Linked DNA regions of Mus musculus: region 2 is linked to region 1. The links are chromatin loops, found by intact Hi-C in ENCODE. Cell type or tissue: left cerebral cortex. All regions are shown on one strand. Each heading gives the region's core, and the rest is flanking DNA. Links, peaks and the distances in the headings are about the cores only.

What was found. Peaks named below come from ENCODE experiments on the same cell type or tissue, not always from the same donor. Only the 100,000 strongest peaks of a DNase experiment are listed, where the experiment ranks them.
Region 2: a loop joins it to region 1, with 2.1 times the contacts of the local background. A loop is called at or near these places in 2 of 42 quality-filtered maps.

Annotation. Positions count from the first base shown.
Region 1 is chr2:74,382,881-74,386,688 of GRCm38, forward strand. No RefSeq gene overlaps it. Among named protein-coding and RNA genes, the nearest start is that of 4930441J16Rik, 77 kb to the left of the region's middle. In left cerebral cortex, for the core only: no CTCF peak of the experiment used is centred there; a DNase peak (open chromatin) is centred at 2,232; H3K27ac peaks cover 246 bases.
Region 2 is chr2:74,127,244-74,131,051 of GRCm38, forward strand. No RefSeq gene overlaps it. Among named protein-coding and RNA genes, the nearest start is that of Gm31534, 76 kb to the right of the region's middle. In left cerebral cortex, for the core only: no CTCF peak of the experiment used is centred there; DNase peaks (open chromatin) are centred at 1,811, 2,041 and 2,189; H3K4me3 peaks cover 890 bases; H3K27ac peaks cover 402 bases.

The DNA.
Region 1 (3,808 bases), core at 848-3,347:
TATTCCCAAGCCCACCTCCCACCTCAGTCCTACTCCTTCAACTATGGAATCACTCCAGTCCCTGATCCCCATGCCACATTTCTCTGTCTAGCCAGGAACAAGCCAGTGTTTTTATCCTGAGCTCTGATCAGCCATGCCAATGGTTTCACAGTCTGTGTGCACTTACCTTTCATGTTCAGTACATACCTTCTTCCCTCTGTGTGTACCCTTCCTGACTTCTGATATTATCTGTGTTGACTTTTCTGTCATTGCCTAACCACTCTGGAAACCTACACTTAGCCCACATTGTCTTTGTCTACTGTTTTTATAGCATCCGAGAAGAGCAGTGAGTACCCTCAACACACTCAGCAAGACACACAAAGGTGACAATTCTCAAAGCAAAGGATACATTCATCAAATTTAACCCCAATTCTATCAATTCTCTTAAAAATGATAATTATGTTAATCTGGAAGAGTGGATAATCAGGAGACTGAGGAATTTCAAAAAATAAATATAGTCAAAAGAAAATTTGCATGACTACTACCAGATTTAAATGTGTTTTAAAGGAACTGTGCCTAAACGGAGATGACCAGATCAAAGGAACAGAGAGTAAAGGAATATAGCCATGAGAAGACAGGCATTCTGCAATTTTTAAATAGAACATATAAAATAATAAGGAAAAGAGGCTGACGTTAAGTATTGCAGATGTCATTAATAACAATTTGAGAAGTTAATTTATTAGGTTTTTTTTTTGTTTTTGTATAGTGTGCTTTGAGCATAGTCACAGCATCCCTCAGCTCCTTCTAGATCCAGCTCCATTTCCTAACCACCCAACTTTGGGTCCTCTTTAAAAACAATCATAAAGTCATATTTGTGCTACCCATATATTCTTGGGTATGTGGACTTCTACAGGAGCATGGTCCACTTAGCAAGGGCCATACTCCTAAGGAAAACTGACTCTTCCTATCCCAGGAACTGTCGGTTGCCAGCAACAGCTCTGCAGTTAGAGGAGAGGGTTTTTGTGTGCAATTCTCTCCATGGTAGAGCTTGAACTGGCTTGAGTCTCATGCATGTTGTCACAACCACCGTCAGTTCATGTGAGCAACTGCCCTACTGTGTGCAAAGACATAGTTTCATTGTAGCCACCTACTTCCAAACCTCCAAACAGCATAATAAGTTATATCTCAAAAACAACTGCTAGAAATAAATAAAATATATATTTTGTATAAGCATGTATAAGAATACTTCAGGATTTTACCAAAATTATATAATTTATATAGGATGAAATGTATTATATAATAAGAAATAGTGCAATAGTTTTAGAAACTTACTTCTAACTTCTTGTTTGAATGCAATATTATTATATTATAATGATATAAAACATGTTTTATTTTTATATGGAAAGGATAAAAAGGATCCTTATGGATATTTATATATCCTTAAAAGGGATATATATATAAAGTCAATGACATGATTGATTTTTAAAAAACAGCAAAATAAGGCAATGAGACAGTCTCATCAAAGCTCCTAGCTAAAATAAGAGATGTAGCTTCACCTTAGGTGCAATGGTTAGCGCCATGATGCATTGTGCAAATAAACCTTTCATTTATTATTGGGAAAGTGAGAAAGTGCCACACAGCTTTAAAACAGCTTCCTCACACATATTAATCTGTGTCCAGCAATAAATAAAACTTCTAATGTTACTTTTTAAGAATTTGTCCAGCAAACACAGGGTCATTAACACCCAAAGATATAGAGCTAAGATATTCTTAGAAACACTTTATTTTTTACAAGAACAAAATATTAAAGACTATTTAAATGCCCATCAGTAAAGGAGCATTTAAGTAACTTAGGCTCCAAGTCTACTGTAGAATGTCAAAGAAACATTCATTAGGTTGAGACAGATGTAGATTTCTCACTCCAGAAGATGCCCCTGATATACTGCATTTAAAATCTGTCCACAAATGGCATGTGTAGTGCTATTATATTTCTGGAAAATATTATATTTGAATATGAATAACAAAAGAACCTGCAACAACCAACAAAGCTGACAATGGTGATTGTTGCAGGATGAAACTGTGTGTAGCCCTTATATGTCTCTATCATGTGAACGTTATATGCTATGCTTATATCTGTGTCTATTCACAGGGGGAACAATCTTAAAAATATTCATGAGTAGGAAAGAAAGATTCTAAGAGACAGAGGTGGTAGTTGGCTTCAGTTGAATGTGCAAACTTGTAGAGACTGTGACAGCATGCACAGGATCAAGCTGGGGTGTGGAGGAGGGAAAGTGGGCACAGCATCTCACCATCCAAGAGGCTATTCACAACTGATAGCTACTGGGAGAGGGGAAAATCAGTTTTCTCCAATGAAGTGGCACTGGCTGTATTAACCACACTGCAGGGCAAGCCTCATGCTCACAGGAAGATGACAAATGGACTTCATGTTATTGGGGGGGTATTTTTTTTAAGAAGAGAAAGAATATAAAGCTGGTCAGAGAGATTGGGAAAGATCTGAAAAAATTGGAGGAGAGACTATGATAAAAATATATAGTATAATACTCTCAGAGTACACACAAAAACCATTTTTCTTAAGTATTTGTTAAGAAATATTCCTTAGGGAAAGTCCCCTTCTTCTGTTTCTCTGGCTAGGGTTGACCATGTCACTGTCATGGCCATAAATTCAGTGATGTTTATTTACAGTCATCTTCCAGTGGCTAACACTGTGGTACTTCACGTCTACCAATTCTAAAATAGATACAATAAAACATCTGTTGTACCCCAACAGTTCTTGCAGCAACCCAACCATGCTGCATTGTAAATAGTGTGGCCCAATGGCAGATTTTTGTGCAAACTAATGCCAATAGCTTTTTCTTTCTGAGTCGTGTGTGTGTGTGTGTGTGTGTGCGCGCGCGTGCACGTGCGTATGTGTGTGTTTGTGTGTGCTTCTAAGATGACTTACAAAATTGTCTTCCTTTTATCCTTAAAAGTCAGAGAAACTCCTCAAGCCAAGACTTCTATATCAAGCACCTGAGCTAAACTTTGGGTCCTGAGTCAAAAGGAAAATTGACGGTTGGCATCTTTCCAGTGGCTTTTCAAATAACACCGAGTGGTTAGAACAAGGTGGTAGAAGTATTCCCACAGAATCACCCCGGGTACAGGAATGGGAGGGCGAAGAAGAGAGGAGGGAGGAGAAAGGTTCTTCCCTCCATTCCCCACCCCCACATTTGATTTGGCCATCAGTTGATCCTTATTAGTGTGGACCCTCTTTTTTCCAAGAAAAATTTATCTAATTTAATTGCAAAAGCTGCAAAATGGGTGATCAATCTTGTCTGCTGCCCACCTAGACAATGCCGGGGGCGGGGCGGGGGCTGTTTCTGCAGCTGCACCCCTGCTACAGCCTTTCACTTCCAAATTAAAGGAATTACAGGAAAGAGATGGTAACCACAATTAAGATATTTTTAGAAACATAAAATCCTCTGGAAAACATGACACTAATGCTGGTATTATGATTGAAGTAAGGAATTATGGTTATTAGAAGCTTTGCAGTTTATGTGCCTCATAAATCTAATAGCTTCACACACCCAGCAATGTCGTTGCTATATTTACTGCAGACATCTACAATGACAGACAGTACCTCTGAGAAAGGCCAGATAAACAAAATATTTTACATACTCCAGCTTCTCAGTGTCTAATGGAGCCATATCATGGAGAGAAAAAGGCTTCATTAAAGGAACTGCGCCAGGTGCTGAGAGTCGATTTGCCCTGGAGATTCCGTCTGAGTTATCTGCTCTTGTTTAATGGGAATGTTGCTGTCTCACTCCTGGAA
Region 2 (3,808 bases), core at 593-3,092, 260 kb before region 1:
TAACTGCCAGGTCTGTTTCAGGAGTAGGGCAGATGCTATTGTGTCAGGGGAGCCAAAGAGGGTTGTAAGATAACCTAATATGGAGTTCTCTTATCTGGAGGGAAGATCTTGGGCGTGGCTGCCACCTTGTATTCCCAGTGCCACGGGCAGGGTGCTATGGCCCAGAAAGAAGGTATGGCTGCTCTTTGCTCAGGATAGAGAGTACCTTTGGGGGACTGTGGTCTATGTGGATCTCTTTAGACTACCTCTAGAATCAGGAGGCAGGCAATTGTGTGGTCTTTGTGGTCTACTTAACACTGTTAGAATTCCCCCTGAAAATATGAGTATTTGTCTAACAGCACCATTGCGGGTACTGTATGCCCATGAGTGTGCGTGTATTCTCCCCAGATAAACTTGTATTGGCATCTTGGTGATTTTCTTTTTTAGCTGAATTCAGAAATGTCCATGTTAATTCTAACTTTGTTTACTTTGCAACAAACTCCCTATTCATCTGGGGCCTAAAGTTTCATTATGATTTTAATTTAAGAACTTAAATTGGGTAGTTGGCAGAGGTAAAGCAAAATATGCATTCTACAGGGGAGGGGAGGGAATGCCTGCTAAGAGTTTAAATTTTGACAAATATATGGCGTTTATGCTTCTCCCAGCTCAGTTTTACTCAGATGTTAACTGTAGAATTTAAAAAAAAAAAAAGCCATTTTAAAGGGTAGTTTTTTCTTTCTTTTTGGATTTGTGTGTGTGGACCGTGGGTAGGGTGATGCACATAGATGAGACAATCCCTAGGTGTGTTTGCTGATGTTGTTAATGAAGAGTTTAACATACTAACGGAGCTACTTAGTTAATGGGTCTGAAGTTCCCTCTGGATGGCTACACCAGCCATGATTAAAAGTCACAGAGGTACTGTAAACTTCTCTGGTTGGTATTTTCTCCCTGAATAATCTAAATGCTTTTTCCAGTTCTTGCTACATCATTTAAAAATGGATTTTGATTACTGCTCAGCTTGTAAAAGAGAGAGAGAGAGAGAGAGAGAGAGAGAGGATCATAAACGTGTTCATTTCCCACAATGAATTGGGGCACAGGCAGAGAAGAGCAAAAGAATATATCACATTTTTCAGTAATCAGTCACAAAAGACCTTTAAATAACTCAACTTCCTACTATGTTTTATTATCTTCTCTCTCTTTTACAGCATTATCTACCATAGATATGCAGGGAGATTTGTAAAACACTATAGCATTTAAGTCATTACATTTTATAGCTAATTTCTAATGTGGATTTGATTTTTTATGAGCAGAAAAAGAATCTAATTTGCATTAGTGACAGTAACTAGAGAAATTTAACACCTGGCCCTGGTTGTAGCAGAAATTGAATATTAGGTACTTGGGTGCTAAAAACCCATTTCGTTCTTCAAGGGGGATTTTCCATTTATTTATGTGCTGCTCTCCTGTTTACCATTACAAAACTGTTCATATTATGATGGAAGAAAACACCCTGCCTGCAAACATCCTGGATCTGCATTTTTCATCCTCTGGAGAGAGAAACAAAACTATTTGCCCATTAGCAGGGGGGAGAAAAGAAACCAGGGTGGGGTGAGGGGGTTGGGGTGGGGGGCAACGCAGCACCAGTCAATCCATAGTCTAAAAACCACCACAGCTGCCTGTGATAGAGAAGGGCTTGAATCCTGTTTCCCCTCCCCCAGCTTCCTTTTATTTTCTCTACCCCACCTCCAGGCTCCCAACCCCTCCCAGCCATTTCTCTGATAGAAGCTTGGGTGCAGTGTTTCCAAGCAGAATTAAAGCTCCGCTAAGAAGAACACATTGTTGCTACAAGAGCAATCCATATGTTTATAAAGTGTAGAAAATTAGGAACTGCAAAAGAGGCGAAGCTGGTGTTAAATGATATGGGAAGTGACACTTTACATAGCCGGTTACAATTAACACATTGATGGCATTTTGCTGGCTCCTTGCAGTGATAATGCTGTTGTCAAGTGTGTTTAGTGCATCAAATCTCCTGGAGCCTTCAGCCAGGCAGCGAGCTTTTGACAGATTGAAGGTTCCGAGATAGGCTATCATGACAGATGGAAACTGGCACCGATGTTCAGCTTTCGCCGATCACAGGGGACCTGCCCCCCTTATTCTGCAGGGCTCGGCGCTGCAACCTTCCCCCTTCTGATGAAAGCAGGGGATGGCATTGTTAAATAGTGCATCTGTGTGAGTTAGACTCCTCTGATGAAAGCATAAGGCAGGCGCGCTGTGAAGCAAAAGACAGCCTCGGCTCTAACTGCATTTTAGATAGACTAGAGGAAGACCCTGGGGAGCTGGGAGAAAACTTTGGTAAATTTCAGACAAAAAATGGGGGGGAGGGGAGACCACCCATTAATTTCCTCTCCCCAAAGGATATAAAGAATACAACTCGGATGACAAGATCTCAATTAACGACTTTCATAATGTTTCCTAGCCAGCATGTCTTATGGAGCCATACAGATGTATTTTTCTTCTCTTTTCATGTTATGCCCTTGTTATTAATCAGTGACTTCGCAAACAATCTAAGGCTATCTTTAAGGAGGTGCCCAGGGAAGTTGTGTGTCTTCTATTGTTGGAAACTAATTCAGTTACTTTGAGGTACTCCTTTGAACCCTGGAACAGGTTCTTAAATTCTGGTTTTTCACATCCAGGGCAGAAACGGGACAGACTCTACACAGCTGGGCATAAACGGGAGAATGATATACTAATTAACCTTTCACCCTTTCCCCGCCAGTCCCCTTTAAAAGAAACACATTAGTCATTTTGTTTCAAAGGTCCACCTCTTTCCGAAGACTCTCACTTGAGCGGTCGCTGTCCTTTCTCTTTTGCTGACAAACAAACGCCTCTTTAATTTCTCTAAACTGGCTGCAGTCCTCTTTCTTTGCAGTCTTAATCTTCAATTCTGCTCTCGCCCATACAGGTTGGGAGCAGCAAGCACCACAGCCCATTTGAGGTATGATAATCAGCTGATTAGCTAGTGGAGCCCGTTTCCCTGAGGCTCTTTTGTGTGCAAAATCCTCACACTCAATTGACATGTGGACATCATAAAGCTGATGAAATGCACTTGTAATGAACAAGAGGGAGTCGCATCTGCAGCCGTCTAAATGAAGGACCCTTTCCTCTCACCATGCTAATTCAGAAAATCTGCTCTTAACGTGTACTCCCTCTGGATTCCAAAGCCAGGCACATCTCCATGAATGCATATTCAAGGAGCGAATTAGCCTCTGTGGCAAGTGAGTGCCCAGCCTGGCCAGACTGATGCTAATTTCAAGACAGATTATACAGCATCAACCGTAGTAATGATCTGACAGTTCATTGGTGACGAGTTTTGCAGTCGGGTTCGCTGTCTGGATGGACACAGGTGCACAGAGAGCCAGCAAGACCTCTCAGATAAGACCAAAGGCTGCTGTCAAACGATTTCAGCCAAAATAGCCCAATGTAGGAGAAAAGAGATAATGCATTGAAAAATACTAATGAGTCTTCATATTTAAACCCTGGCTATGGTGGCGGTCAATGGGTGTTCCCCTACTTATTATAGGTGAGTGTACACCCAGCAGTTGTTAAATTAGGAAGACAAAAAGAGCGAGATTTCCCTTTTGTACCTCTTTTCAGAAAGCAAAATCACTTTAAATGAATAAAGCTTAGCACAGATTTTTTTAAAAATGAATTTCCCATGAACCAGTTTGTAGGAAGAAAATGTCCTGTGTTGGATGGGGAAGTGGGGAGGGGTTCATTTTCACCGCCTGCTGTGACAGTCCCTACTAGAAGGAGACAGGCTTGCTCATCACTA